Regions from separate parts of the Mus musculus genome. Here region 2 is linked to region 1. The links are chromatin contacts, found by Hi-C or POLR2A ChIA-PET in ENCODE. All regions are on one chromosome and are shown on one strand. Each heading gives the region's core, a stretch centred on a gene start or an enhancer-like site at or near the end of the contact. The rest is flanking DNA. Distances are from core to core; before and after follow the strand shown.

Region 1 (7,807 bases), core at 3,524-6,023:
GCAAACTGAGCCAACAGGACCCAACATTGTTTTAAAACAAGAGCTGACTTCTAGAAGTCAGAAACAAAGAGTCTCACTGTCTGTGACAGAATAGGCTCTTTACTTCGGGCCCACAAATATGAAATGGTATGCTACTTAAAGACAGAAGCACATATATAAATCCAAGCATGCTCTCTTCTAGCTTTTACTGGAAACGGGCATATTTTCTATTTCAAAGACAAGATTACAATTTATCCACATCAACTAGTTTAATGTCCTCCCACAAACTGGTATCAAAGGGCTTGTGGGCAAATCAGAGGGTGGAAAGGAGTGGCCTTGATCACTTTGATTCATAGTGTAAGAAGCACAAGAGTTGTAGGTCAACCTTGACTAGAGGATTAAATGAGGTAGATTTTCACTGTTGCTGCCTGGGAGAATTTTTATATTTCTGTTGGTTGGCTGTAACAATCAAACTCATCCTATCTCTTCTACTTTACAGCATTAATTCTCTCTCTCGGGCAGAAACCTACGTGTTCCTCTTCCAGAGAGCTGGTGAAGCCAAAGGCATTCTCATAATGATGCGCTACACCGACTGACATTTACCAACTGTGTCAAAGCTACAGGAGCCAGGTAGACACTGCTGGAACTTTAACGGGAATCAAACAAGTCTATAAGAAGCACTGAGCTGTGCCACTACCCAATCAGTGTTCTTCCAGAGCACACAAACGAAAGTGGGAGGAGCCTTCCAATGAGAACTGTTGTGTGATTAATCAATGAGGCTGACTAAAGCACACACTTATAATCCCAATACTCAGAAAGACAGAGGAAGAAGGATATCAGCGCAAGGCCAACAAGGCTTCAAAGCAAGTACCAACCCAGTATGGACCATGAGACCCTATTTCAGAAACAAATAATAAAAGCTTGATGAAGCTGCAAAAATTACTCATTTTATCAATCCCTATTCTTGTATACTGAACTATACACAAAGGCACTTGTGTGGCCAGTGGGTGCGGTCAGAAAGGAGTACAGGCTCACGTGACTCAGCTACAAGCTGAGACAGCTGCTGCTATTAGGAAAACAATGGAAGCCAGCAGTATGTAGATTTAGGGAGCTGACAAATCCTGAAAATGAATAAAATGAGCTGGGTACTTCCAGAAACACGATACTTCTTGACCATGAAAAGGAAAAAGGCTGGGTTTTTATGTTAAAATTTGAATTTTTGCAAAATGTACTTATAATCTTCCCATTAAAGATGCTGATAAATAGTAAAGTTAACAAATGTGAGGGTTATTGGGGAATTATATAATGAAATATGTCAATGTTTGGAGGTCTCTGTAATAATGTTATAAATCATAGAAGACTTGTTTAAAATATAAGAAAGGGTTGGAGTGTGGCTCAGTGGGAGAGCACTTGCCAAGACCCTGAGTTCAATTCCCAATACTGCAGAAATAAAAAATAAGTATGATCTCATACACTACTGTATGACAAAATACTATTTGTTGAGATTTGGTTACAGTATTGAAGAAGAACAACAAATTATCTCAAAACATTTCTACTCCCTTTATCAACTACAAATCTGTGTAACACCAGATTTTTCTTGTGCGTGTATCAAAATAATTAGAACAGTTTTTTTCAATCAAACAAAATACCCAGGGCTGGGAATATAGCTCAAAAGCTGTTAGCAAGCACACTTGACATGCCCTAGGCTAATCACCAGTGCAGCACTCCCAAGTCCCCCAAAGACAGAAAGCTGTCAATCTATAAAGAATGCCACCGCTTTCAAAGTAGGGGAGCTATTTTTACTAAATTATTTTTTTGGTAACATACAATGACTTTTATCAGTGTTGCTTTAAATGAGTTTAACATGTTTTAGAGACCTCTGATTTCATTTCTAATATAGTACTAATGTATATTTATATATGTAGTATATTATATATAGTACTCAATTCAAATTTGCTAATGTACCTTAACCTCTAAGACCTCCAAAATCAGTAATAAGTATTTCTTTAGTCAGTTTACTGAGGAATACAAAAATATTACCAAAATAACAAACTAGGATGGAGTACTTGGCACTCTACTGGCCATCAGACAACCATCTGTGGCTGGAGACAGGGATTAGGTCCAGCAGTGCCCACGATGAGCAGAGCATACCACTGAGCAGTGCACATGCCCAGGCACACTTATTCTCTCTGTGGCATGTGTGTGCAATGCACGTACACTGCTTGCACAAGGCCGAGGCCAGAACTCGTGTCTTTCCTCAGTCTTCTCCACCTTTCCTTGTTTGCAGTGGGATCGCTTGCTGACTCAGCTATGCTTTCTTGTTTGTTTTCTTGAGACAGGGTTTTTCTGTGTAGCCCTGGCTGTGCTGGAACTCACTTTGTGGCCCAGGCTGGCCTCGAACTCAAAGATCAACCTGCCTCTGGATCCCAAGTGCTGGGATGAAAAGCGTGTACCACTGACACCCAACTTGAAAAAGATTGTCAAGTGTTCTTCTAAACAGAGTGTGTATAGCTGCACATGGTGGCACATGGCTTTAATCCCAGCACTTGGGAGGAAGACTGATAACCTGAACTTGGTCTACATAGCCACCCTGCCTTAAAAAAAAAAAAAAAAGTAAAAATGGCGTGTGGGAGTGTTGGGGTGTGTATACCAGTCTCGACCCACACACACACAAGTTTGTACAAACATATCCTGGTTTCTAAAACACTCCGTCTCTCCACGTATTTCCTCACCTTAGCAAACACTGAACAGGTCTCATTCTTACTGTTTCCGCCTGGACTTAAAACGTAAACCAACTTAAATCAGTTACTAGAAGCATGCGTCACTTATCTTGAGAACAAAGGGGTAGGAATAAAACGTAAGTTCTGGGCTTAAACCCAAAGTAGCTAACCAAGCCCCCAACTTCCGGAGGAAAAACATGGGGCCTGACTCTCCTTGCCCTTCTACCACCAAAGCACAGACCTTGAATTTGCAAAGTTCTAGGATTCAAAACTCTCCAGAAAGTAAGTCAAAAATTTAGTATTCTAACCCAGGCGTAGTGGCAGACACCTTAAGCCAAACCCAGCACTCTGAATGCAGAGGAAGGCAGATACGTTAGTTCAAGGCCAGCCTGGTCTAACTAGGAAACTGTCACAAAAAGGGGGAAAAAAGATGATTTTCCTATGTTAGGAGCCGAGAATATGCTAATGGCAGAGGTATACTTAGCATGCTAAAGGCACTGGGATAGATTCCCAAAACAAAGTTTACTCCATAGATTTCTAAAAATCTCTTATAGTTTTCACAAATATGTTTTATCTTTTACAAAATGAGGATCTTTACAATACTATCTTCATATTACTTGAAAATAAATACAACTAGGGTACCAGAAACACAGAAGCATGAACTGCGGTGGGTCAGAGACCCTTTCACAGAGCAGGGCTGAGGTTGCAGCTCACTGAAAGCGCTTGCCCAGAGTGAGCAACTTCCAGACCTACCAGAAAATACATGGATGGAAAGAACAGTTGGGAAGGAAGGCTGAAGACATGGGTCTTCTGGGCCTGGACCTGTTACTTTCAGTGCAAAACACTGACCAAAATCAACTGACACTTGCAGGTTACAATCAGTCCATCACTGAGGTAAGTCAGAGCAGGAACTCAAGGCAAAACAAACTGCTCTCTATTCCCCACAACAATGCCTTCCACCATGGAACCCACTCCCAACCAGCAGACACCATCAAGAATGTGGATGGCTGCCTGTCCATAATGGGCTCCTGCTTAGCTGGTTCATCAGCCTAAAGATAGAGCTGCCCACAGTGTGCCCAGTGTAAATGAAGACATATCCACAGACCAATCTGAAAAACAATTACTCAGTTCAGATTGTTTTCAGGTGATATTAGGCTGTGTGAAACTGATGCTTAGCATTAAATAGGGCAGAGGTGTAGTTCCCGGGTAGACTGTGATAGCATACTCCAAGGTGTAATTTAAAGCAAAAAAAAAGGGGGGGGGGGCATAATTGATTAATAGCCCCATTGAGTCCTAGCACAAAGAATGCCTATATATTGACATTCTGTTTTAAAAGCACTCCTCATACAAATGTCTAGAAAGCTGCAGGAATCTAAAGCCCTGCTCTACAGCCCCAGTAGCTGGACAACTAAGACAAACCACACAGAAGAAATGTTGCTGGATTTGTTTCCTTTAGAGCATACTTTTTTTAAATTATATATAGTAATTACCAAAAAAATGAATGGCAAGCATGGATTTTTGAATCCATGAGTTTTGAAATATGAAAAGAACAAAGGCCCTATTATTAAAGGAGGTGGTGAAGATATACTTATTCTTTTTATTTCCATCTGGAATGGTCCTAGGACTAATAAAATCGGGTATTTTTCCCCTTCATAAATACCAGAACATAAAGAAAAATAATACGGTTTACCTTTGTTCCAGGCAAGTATATGCTTTTGGCAAGCTTACTATATTTTCTGTGGAGAGAGCCAGTTCGTTTTCCCTCACGTTTTGACGGTAAAACTGGAGAACACTGTAGAGAAAGGAGAAAGAGTGTCACAGGCACAGATCTGCATTCTTGGCCCCCTCCTAGCCAGGGGGCCTCCCCAGCGGCGCGCTGACCTTCCCGACCGCGACAGTAGCACCGCTGCCGCCAGGCCGTGCCGCCCGTCACCGCCCACGCAGGTGTCCCCCGGCCGCGGCAGCGGGGCCAGCGACTCCCGGCCCCCGGTCCCTACTCGGAGCACACTGCTCACCTCCACCAGCCAACTGGGGCCGGGCTGCGCCGGTGCAAAATGGACACGGCGACCACGCCCTCTGCTTCCCGCTGTCCCGCGCCTGCGCACCACCTAGGTCGCCCAGCCTCTGGATAAGTGCTCTGGTGACGCCCACGCGCCGAGTTTGGATTGCTGTATTTTTGTTGTTGTTGTTACTTGCATTTTTCAAGAACAACAAAAACAAAAACACAGCCCAACCCTTCACACCACTTTGCCTACTTTTCAGGACCCAGCGGGCTCGGCGATCTCTGGGTAGAAAACCATTGACCCAACTTTATAGAAAGGCACTACTTCCCAGCACTCGGGAGTCAGAGGCAGGCGGATTTCTGAGTTCGAGGCCAGCCTGGTCTACAAAGTGAGTTCCAGGACAGCCAGGGCTATACAGAGAAACCCTGTCTCGAAAAAAAAAAAAGAAAAGAAAAGAAAAGAAAAGAAAAGAAAAGAAAGGCACTACTACGGTTCCCCTCAGAGGCAGGAACTTTTAACTGGTTTTAAAATATCTCAATCAATCAATCAATCAATAAAAATAAAATAAAAAATAAAGAAAAACCAAAATAAAATAAGATAAAATAAAATAAAATATCTCGCCCTGATTTCCACCTCCTATGCGGAGACCGTGGTTACAGAGGATGAAAAAGATGGTTCCTATCCAAACTTGAAAGCCGGTAAATGCAGGGTGATGTGTGCTGGAGGAGCACGTCTACTCCCGCTTGGGAAGGCCTGGGCCTTTAGGAGAGCAAATTTGGGGAAAGCGCGGTTCCAAGTCATGGAAAAGCCCCTCTTGCCCCCTTCCGCCCATTGCCTGTGGTCCCGGCTACACCATTCCTAAGACCAATCCCTGTCATTTCTAACTTAGTCCTCACGAGAACGTTACAGTGGAACCAAGAGCCTTATCCTCTAAATGAACAGGTTTTCTACAAGGTGGAAAACCAAGACGAAGCTGTGGAGGGTTTCCTCAAATTCCAACGGCACGTGTAACCGTTTATGTATACCACTTGACACGTGAAGCGTAAACTGGGGTAAAAACCTGCTAGATCGGGGAGGTAGCTTCATTTTCTAAACTATATACAAAATATATATTATTTATAAGCCTGATCCTACAACTAAACTTCCAGCTCTTTAGAAACTTGTGTCATTCTACGGAGCTAATCCACCTTTCTCTTGAGTTCCTCCAAACCCAGCAGGGCCCCTTAGCGCTCTTACCTAGATTTCCGTTTTGCCCGAGTCCTGCCTGTACTCCACTGTTAGCCCAAACGCAAAGGATGATCTCTATCTCTTAACTGAAGCTCCTTCCATAAAGGCCAAAAAACAAAGGAGTGGGGGCCTCCATCCAATGGCTATAAAAAGAAGCCTCTAGCTCCTCCCCCACACCCTTGGCAGGCTGAACCACTTCACCACCAAGATGGGGGGAGGGGGGAGGGCTCCAAGACAAGTCAGTAGGAGCCAAACCACTTCACCTTTACAGTGGCTCAGGGCCACCCAACCGACATAGCCTCAGGTCAGAGAAAAGACCACAAGACTTCTCCCAAGCAATTTGCCTCAGCATTCTTACCTAAGGTTTTCTGAGGCACAGCCAAGCTGCTTCTTGTTAGGACACACCTAACTGCAGCTGATAACACAATATCTACCTAGTCTTTGATGGTTTGCTAACAGTTAGGGTTTTTTGTTTGTTTGTTTGTTTTGTTTTGTTTTTTGTTTTTTTGAGACAGGGTTTCTCTGTGTAACCCTGGCTGTCCTGGAACTCACTCTGTAGACCAGGGTGGCCTTGAACTCAGAAATCTGCCTGCCTCTGCCTCCCAAGTGCTGGGATTAAAGGCATCACCACCATGCCCAGCCTACAGTTAGGTTTTCTATGTACAGTAATCAAATATCTTGTAACAAACAGGTTCTTTCCTACAGCACCAAAAATGTCAGTGCAAATGAAAGCTTTGTCCCAGGCCCACACAAAACTTCAGGCATAATATGCTGGCAACTGGGCACAGTGGCACAGGCCTTAATCCCAGAGTTTGGGGGATGAAGCCAGCCTATTCTACATAGTATGCTCCAAGACAGCCAAAGCTACCCAGAGAAATCCTGTCTCAAAACAAAAACCAAGCTGGGCAGAGGTGGCGCTAGCCTTTAATCCCAGCATTTGGGAGGCAGAGGCAGGTGGATTTCTGAGTTCAAGGCCAGCCTGGTCTACAAAGTGAGTTCCAGGACAGCCAGGGCTATACAGAGAAACCCTGTCTCAAAGGAAAAAAAAAAAAAATGACTGAATGAGGAGGCTTGGGGTGTGGCTCAATCAGTGTTCGTGTGCTTTCCCATTGATTTCAAAACCCCGGATTGCTCAAGCCCATGAACAATCACACAAAAAGCCTGTAAAAATATAAATGACTAATAATCTCAAGGAAAGCAGTTCTTCCTCACCGATAATCAAATGCCGAGTAAAGCATTGCTATAGGTTATATCAATTTAAAATGCAGTCATGTGGCAAAGACATGAAAGTCACAGTGATGGAGCTGCTGAGTAGGAAGTGTCTGACAGCAGGCATGAAAGAGGGGATAGATATCCATCCTTACAGCCTGGGAGAAGAAACAGGAAAAAGCGGCATAAACTGGGGAAAGAACCTGAGTGCCCAGGGCTGGGCGCTGCCCTAACAAGTCCTGAAAAGAACAAGCTGAGCCCTGCCCCACAGTCCATGAGCACCAGGTAACAATGACGCACTGTAAATTTCAAAAGGGTGGAGACTATCACAAATCGGATTAGTGTACTTACCCTGATATCTATACATGTACATCAGTGAGGTACTCCAGGAAGATGCATGTACACGGATCTATCCCTTTTTAATTAAAATTTTAAAATACAAAAAGAAGAAAAGGAAATTGAGCCTTGAAAATGACTAGAATCTTTCCAGTTATGGCACCAATGGTGATGGCTTTAGAAAAAGAGAAATCCAGGTCTGGAACTGAGACTAGAAGTAGGTATGTGAGGATGAAGTGTTAGTCGGATGTGTTTGCTCTGCACAAAGACTGTAGTAGATGCTGTTGGGTAGCGATCACTGTGGGGAAACTGGGACTTGGAAAGCTTGCTGAC
Region 2 (7,807 bases), core at 2,717-5,216, 43 kb after region 1:
AAGTGGAAGCCTGGAGAAACTGCAGGTTATAAGGGATCTCCTAGCTGGGGAATACAGTAGTGTAGTGGTAGATCTGCCCAATCTAGGCGGGCAATTTCTACTCATATTGAGTTGTGTTTTCATTGCACGGGCCTATTTGGGTTGGAGATTTAGCACAACATGATTTATTAATTATTTTATTCACTTACATTTCAAGTGATTTCCCCCTTCCCAGTTACCCCTCCACAAACCCCACATCCCATCCCCCATCTCCCCCCTCCCCTTTGCCTCTGTGAGGGTGCTCCTCCACCCATTCAAGCACTTCCACCTCAAGGCTCTCACCTCCCCCACGCTGGGGCATCAAGCCTCCCTCCCCTCCCATTGATGTCAGAGAAGGCCATCCTCTGCTACATATGTGATAACTATGTGCTACATATGTGTTACACTCAGCCAAGCGTGTTTAAAGCCAGCTGTCAGCCACCCGCTGTACACACCCAGGGACTCACCTGCTCAGAGCTCAGGTCAGGGATGCAGACAGATGTCTCTGCTGCCTGGTAGTCATTCTTTGTTATTGCTTTTGACTTAGATAAACAACTTTCTAACTACTGAGAGCCTTCTTTTGTAGGCTTTATTTGTGACTGTTATTTTAAGTGATGGTGAAAGACTGTCAGAATATCTGCTTTTCAAAAAGAACTGGTAACACCTTTGAAAGTAAAAAAAAAAAAAAAAAAAAAAAAAAAAAATAGAACCCAAATACAAGCAAGCCTATGAGCTCATCAACACTCACCTGCCAAGACTGGGAGGTCTGTTCCAGGAGCAAACCGGTTTTGTTTGCCTCACTCTGCTGAGGGCACCCGAGTTTCGATTAGTAAGGGCAAAGTATGTTGGGCAGTGTCCTAACAAATTACTTTTCCAACCAGGAAAGACTATGGGATTTCTGCCTCTCTACATTAGTGGCCTATTCAGAGCCATTTAACAGTCTTTAATTAAAGATGTGACCAATTATTAAATATCTAACACATTTACTTCTTTTAATAACACTTCTAAGCAACAGGTTTGGTTTATAAAACAATTTTTTGAAACAGTTTATTATGATTATTTTTAAAATGTGAGCCATTAAACCATGTAGAGATAAGTCTGCAGAAACAAAACATACTTTAAACATGAAAAAGTAGAGTGTGTGAGATCTTGATTGTTCCGGCACATCTTCATTACGAGATAGCAGCCAATCCCTCACTTCAGTTAGAGTGAGCCTCCCAAAGCCAGCCTCATTGCAGATCCCAACTTTTTTTTTCATTTTTCGAGGCAGGGTTTCTCTATATAGCCTTGGCTGTCCTGGAACTCACTCTGTAGACCAGGCTGGCTTCGAACTCAGAAATCCGACTGCCTCTGCCTCCCAAGTGCTGGGATTAAAGGTGTGTGCCACCATGCCTGGCTAAGATCCCAACTTCTATGTTATCTTCTGTCATTTGCCCTTCAAAGCTTTCCTTTAGGGTTAAGATGGCTGTATGAATGGCATCTTCCAGTTCTAGGTCTTCATCATATCTTTTCTCAAGGACAGTTTTCCAGTTCACATAGTTCTTTCTCATTGCTGTGGCCTTCCAGGCAAAGCAAGATGGGTCTGACTGAAATAAAGACGGTGGTCTCTCATTCCACCCACAGATAAGTAAAGAAACACTGAATGGACGAACACCACCTGCCTGCATGTACTCCTGCATCACAGGTGCTGCCCTCTGTACCAGCTGGGCTGTGGGAATGGGATCTTGGTAAACAAGTAGTATTGCTGAGCAAGTTTCCGGGCTCTGTGTACAAGTGCTCTGTAATCGGGGCCCATGCCACTATACACCACACCGATGTGTTTGGTTATGGGCTCCACCTTGTGAACACTCCTTTCATCATACAGGATGGATTTCTGCTTTTTTTCTCAGTTGCTAATACTACGCCATTTGCAGCTTTAATTCCCACTGAAGGGGCCCCTCCAGCTACTGCAGCCAAAGCATATTCAATCTGGACAAGCTTGCTAGATGGGCTGAATGTAGTGTAGTCAGCAAGAAGCTGTAACTGCGCTCTGCCATCTTTACCTGGAAAGTCGGACATAAAACAAATTTTATTTACATATGTTATAGCAGATTAGCTAATGTGAAGACTAATGAAACATGCAAAAAAAAATGAAGCACAAATTTGCATTTTTTAACCGAATATTTTTAGAGGGTTGTAACCTTAATTTTAAGTTTAAACTTTAAAATCTGAGATGCTAAAAGATGTGGTGAAGCAAATAAAGGGCTGGAGTTGGACCCCTGGGGTTTGTATCATACTTTGTATATTTTCTACCTTTGTGAAATTGCACAGTCATTTAACCTATTTCTTCATCTATAAAGTAGGGACAGTATTGAGCTTGAAATGTTGCAAAAAGTCTATCGTGTGGTGTGTGTGTGTGTGAGAGAGAGAGAGAGTGAGAGAGAGAGAAAGAGAGGATTATCAAGAGTACTTCAATAGATATAGAGGCAGTGAGGGAGAGGGGATAGTCTGAAATTATTTTAGCAATTACTTTGGGTATTAATTCTGTAATAACTAAGTCTCAAAGTAAAAAAAAGCCTTGGATATCTCCCTTAGTATCATAATATTTATTTATGTATTTGTTTATATTTTATGTGCATTGGTGTTTGAGGATGTCAGATCCCCTGGAACTGGAGTTGCAGACAGTTGTTGTGAGCTGCCATGTGGTTGCTGGGCATTGAACCCAGGACCTCTGGAAGAATAGCCAGTGCTCTTAACTGCTGAGCCATCTCTCCAGCCCTAAAAATATTTTTATAAATAGAAGAAACCAAAGTCTGAAATTTTTCCCTCATCCTATGGCTAAAAATCTCAATAAAGTATATTTACACTCAGGTGACTAAAAGGTTATGTATGGGAAACCATTACTAAAGAATTGGGAATTTTTGTTCAGTTTTCCAGGATTTGATGAAGACCCAGAAAACTTCCAGGGTGGGAATCTTATCTTGGAAGAGAGGTTTGAGCCAGATTCTGTTGGGACACCATGGGGTGTGAGGGATAACGACAGACAGATAACAAGTGACCCCCACTGGGGCCTTCCTTCGATATGGTAATAGGAAGCAGCAGACCCCCGTAAGAGCTGAGTTTCTCTTCACCCTCTCTCAGGGCATTCCCTTCACATTTCTAGGAACCATTGGTGCACCAGAAAGCTGAGTAAGACTGTCTGATCGGAAAGCAAGCCTGAAGACCTGAGTTCGATTCCCGGATCTCCAAGGTAGGGGGAAGAAAACCTATTTCTGAGAGTTGTCTTCAGACCTTGCCGTGGCACGAGAGCGCCTGAACGCACGTCCTGAGCACGAATATACAATAATGACTTTTTAAAAAGTCGTCTTTCGGCCCTGTCCCGACCCCTTCCCGTAGTCCCCTCATAAGGGTGACTGCTTGCAAGTCCTGGGTCCACGCAGCAATCAACCCAATGATAAACGCCGGTGCATGGAAAATGCGAAGAGCCTCGCCGCACACCCAAAGACCGGGTCCTCGGAGTCTGCGTGGCAGGATGCGGAGAGCCGGAGAGTTCCGACGGAAAACTCCCGGGCGTTTTATTAGCTCCATGCCCAAAGGAGGTCTGCCGATCCCTAAAAATCACTGCGGAGCCGCCCCAGGCAGCTACCAGTAGCGCGCCGACACAGCACGGAGCTACTACGGAGGCTGAGGCGGTCAGGGCTGGAGTTCCAGACCCTATAAACAGCACAGAAGGCCCTGTCAAACCAGCAACAACCACAGCCGCAGGGAATCCCGACGACTCTCAGCTCCACCATTCACCTGCCAGCCACAGGGCCTAGGGGAGGACGCCGCAGCACGCCTGCGCACGCCGCCACGCCCACCCCATGTCAGTCAGGCCACTGGCCACGCCCACTTTCAGAAACCCGGACCTTTTCCCCAACTCCGCCCTCTTCCAGGCGTCAGGCCACTGGCCCCGCCCTCTTTCAGTCAGTCAAGCCCGGGCCCCTGCTCGGCTCTCTACAGCGCCCTGCCCACCCGCCACACCCTCTTTGACTTGGGCTGGCCGCTGGCCCCGCCCACCTCCCGACACCGCCCCGCCCCTCCGGGCGGTCCTCGCTCCTTCGCCGGGGGACCTCGCCTCAGTCTCCGCTTCGCCTCCCGGCCCTGGCGTCGCTGTGCGGGCTGCGAGGCTCCCGCGACCCAGAAGCACTCGGGCGCGGGCGGAGCGGTGGGGCTGTGTAGCTACGCCATGGCCGCGTCGGCGTGGTGCTGCCTGCGCTGCTGCAGGGACGGCGGGACTGGCCACATTCCTCTCAAGGAGATGCCGGCCGTACAGTTGGACACGCAGCACATGGGTAAGGGCCTCCCGACTGGACCCAACCGCCCACCGAGGGCCGAGGGAAATGGGGCGGGGACCACGTGACCACGCAGCCCCCTGTGGCCTCTCTGGCCTCGGTCATCGGGCATGGGCTGTGCCAGCCTCCCAGGGCTGAATCTCTCAGAGAGGAGTCAGGTGTTCCCAGGTGAGGAAGCGGGGGCGCTCGCCCGCCCGCCCGCCATCAGTGCCCGGGTGTCGAGTGTCACCTAGTGTTTGCTGAGTCCTGTCTTCAGCACTATCAAATATAGGCTGAAGCTTGTTCTGGGGGAGTAATTTTCCCCTCACTTCCTGAAGCCCAAACAGGGCCGGTTGCAGAAGCCTGGAGTAGAGCCTCAGGTCGTAACAAGCCACTTCCACTAAAATCTCCATTGCTGGACACCTTAGTCACTGTTGGGAACGCTGTAATTTTATCTGACTCTCGCCATCGGGCCAAGCGATTGCAAAATAGAACAGTGCTCCTTCTCATCCATTTTTTTCCAGTTCCCAATGGCTTTATAATTAATTTAATAATAATTTCTCATCCAACATTCCCCCCCCCCTGTAGCATCTTTTTCTACATAGGATTACTTCAGTTCTTAGACCCTTTCCAAGCTTCTGGAATATTATCCAGGCAGATTTCCCAGAATAATTATTTCAGTTAGAGTGCTGTCTTTTTGTGTATTATTACAATAAACTAATGCATTTTTTGATTTCCCCAAATACCTCATTGTCTAAAAGACTGTATTTAAGTAACACAAGCATTCTTAATATCTACAACAAAACTCTTTTCTGCCCAGATAATCTACAAGTCTGGAAACATTGCCCATTATATTTTCTATTGCAGTACTATACGCAGTCGTCGTTTACTATGGTGTACAGTGCCACCACAAATTTACAGTCTCTAGTACAGAATTTCAGTACTAAATACCTTTAAGCCCCTATCCATCACTATAGACAGTGGATGTTCAGATCTTGTACTTTCTCTCAGGAAACATTTCTATTTAATTTATTCACTCAATGAATATGACTTTTAGGTGATAAGATACTGTATTAAGGGCTGAGATAAGACTGCAGGACTGTAGTGACTTTTGAGCCCATGCTGTGCTGTCTATTATGTAGAACAATCCTTATTCCTGGCCTTTTTCTTTTAGGAAGAACTAAGTGACCCATTGTATCTTTGCAGTTTCCCTTTCTCCTGTGCTATCCAGCACCCTCAGGTGCTGAGTGAAGAACCGGGATATGGTCTCTCAATTTCTTCCCTTCCGTGGAACTTTTTTCTTAACCTATTTTACAATAAATTGAAACTACCTTCAAGCTTGATGTGAGAATCACAATAAAAAGGAAGAGAAGTGTTGAGTTAGAAGAATGATTCAAATGCGGATTGGCCTTAACTTGAAAACATGGGAAACATACTGCTTGTGTTCAGCATAAAATTATACAACCTAAGGAATATATTTGGAGCCCGGCGTGGTGGTGTATGCCTTTAATCCCAGCACTCGGGAGGCAGAGGCAGGCAGATTTCTAAGTTCGAGGCTAGCCTGGTCTACAAAGTGAGTTCCAGGACAGCTCCCCCAAAAAAGAATATATTTGGACTTTTTTGTTTGTTTCATACTAGTTTCGTTTTGATTTATTTTGTTGGTTTCTTGGTTGCTGTTTTGTTTTTAAAGGAGAGTAGTCTCTATATTGCTCAGGTTGTCTTCAATTCCTGGCTCAAGCCACCACCACCTCAGCCTTCCACATGTCTACAGGTGTGTACCACAATGCCCTACTTGTTTTCTCACTTTCTTTCCTTTTTTTCTCTTTTTTAAAAAAATACACATTCCATATCTAAACAATGATGTTGCATTACTTAAAACCATTTTGAAGTTTTAAAAATATTTTTCTTTTGATTCATATAATTGTGAATTGGTCTTTTAGGAACAAGTAACTTTCAAGGTAGTTATTTTGAAAGGGATATACCTATCCTGGTTGTGTTTTGTTACTGTTATTTATTTATTTTTGGCAACTTGATGCAAGCTAGAGTACCTGAAAGGCAAGAAGGCCTTCAATTGAGAGAATGCCTCATCCAGGTTGTCTGTTGGTAAGTTTGTAGAGGTTTTTTGTTTGTTTGTTTGTTTGTTTTTGCCTAATGGTTGTTGTGGATGGGCCCAGCTCATGGCAGGTTGTCCCAAGTTGCGTAAGAAAGCAGGTTAAGCAAAGCAGGAGGAGGGGCCCAGTAAGCAGAGTTCCTCCATAGCCTGCCTCTGCTTCAGTTTCTGCCTCTAGGTTCCTGCCTTAAGGATCTACCTATCTACCTTCTGTGTAGATTGTGATGTAGAACTGAAAGTGAAAGAAACCCTTCCTTCCCTGAATTGCTTTGGTCATAGTGTTTTATCATAGCAATAGAAATCTAAGACACTATTCATTTGGAAATCTCTAATGTTTATTAACACACATTCTATGGCTGTGTTTATATAATGGTCTATCTGTACTCAAATCTGATTTATCTTTTCAAAGTAGTACCAGTTATTAATAAAACTATATGAGCTACTTAGATCCAAATACAGAATATCATTGTATTAATTAAGGAGAAGAAAGCTTGACGTTATTATCTACTGGTTCACAAACACCCTCAAATGATCTCTGAAATATAGACCTTTCTGCATTAACTTGCTCAGTAAGGAAATATATCAAAGTAAGAGTAACTAATGTGCTTAGAGTTGTTTCTGAAGTTCCAACTCACCAAACAGCCTAATTGTTTTGGAAATCTTTTCATATTTCCATTAACTTCATGCTGAAGGATGAGATGAAAAGCAGTAAATTATTATAGAGGCAGGGTTTGTGTGAAAGATCAGTTCAGAAAAAGTATCATTTATTTGCATAACCCCTGGAAATGTGTTTCACTGAAGACCTTTTCAATTTCAAGTACTACAAATTACACCTCTGAATTGTTTACATGATGGAGGAATTTTATTCTTGTGACACAAAATACAAAGGTGGCAGCACTAGCTTCAGGAAAAGACAGTGCTGCCAGAGATGAGCTTTATGTTTGTTTGGGGTTTGGTGTAATTGTTGTTAATCTCTTGTCTTCTACTTCTTACTCAAGAAGGCTAGTTGCTATGGTCATTGGCAGCAACTCACTACTTTTTCTCTTTTCTCTTTCTTTTCCTTTTTTTGGGGTGGGGTGGGGGTGTTGAGACAGTTTTTCTCTGTGTAATAGCCTTGGCTGTCTTGGAATTCTCCTTGTAGACCAGTCTGGCCTCAAACTCAAAGAGATCCTCCTGCCTCTGCCTCCCAACCACTGGGATTAAAGGCATGTGCCACCATGCCCAGCTACTTTTTCTACACTGTCCCACAAGAACAAAAGTGTCTTCAATTGTTCTTTGCAGAAGTCCTGACACTTTCCGTGATTATTGTTTACCAGGTCACATAATTGCTTTTGATTTAATCAATGTGACCACAAAATGTGAAGTATACTTACTGACTTAACCCACA

Evidence for each region. Hi-C counts contacts between places; a loop is a spot of excess contacts on that map. ChIA-PET counts read pairs that join two places held with the same protein, here RNA polymerase II (POLR2A).
Region 2: a map of heart shows a loop between it and region 1 (2.5-fold over the local background). The contact joins the promoter of Spryd7 here to the promoter of Trim13 in region 1. A Hi-C loop is called at or near these places in 2 of 37 maps with a recorded cell type or tissue (both heart). POLR2A ChIA-PET finds 5 or more read pairs at or near these places in 2 of 5 experiments (both embryonic stem cell).

Annotation. Positions count from the first base shown.
Region 1 is chr14:61,596,478-61,604,284 of GRCm38, reverse strand. Trim13 (tripartite motif-containing 13) reads right to left here and starts at 4,773. Exons shown (of 3, transcript NM_023233.3): 1 at 4,715-4,773; 2 at 4,390-4,491. Dleu2 (deleted in lymphocytic leukemia, 2) reads left to right here. Exons shown (of 7, transcript NR_028264.1): 7 at 479-1,449.
Region 2 is chr14:61,553,045-61,560,851 of GRCm38, reverse strand. It overlaps Spryd7 (SPRY domain containing 7), which reads left to right and starts at 3,966. Exons shown (of 5, transcript NM_025697.4): 1 at 3,966-4,331. The coding sequence starts at 4,226. It also overlaps the pseudogene Gm4118.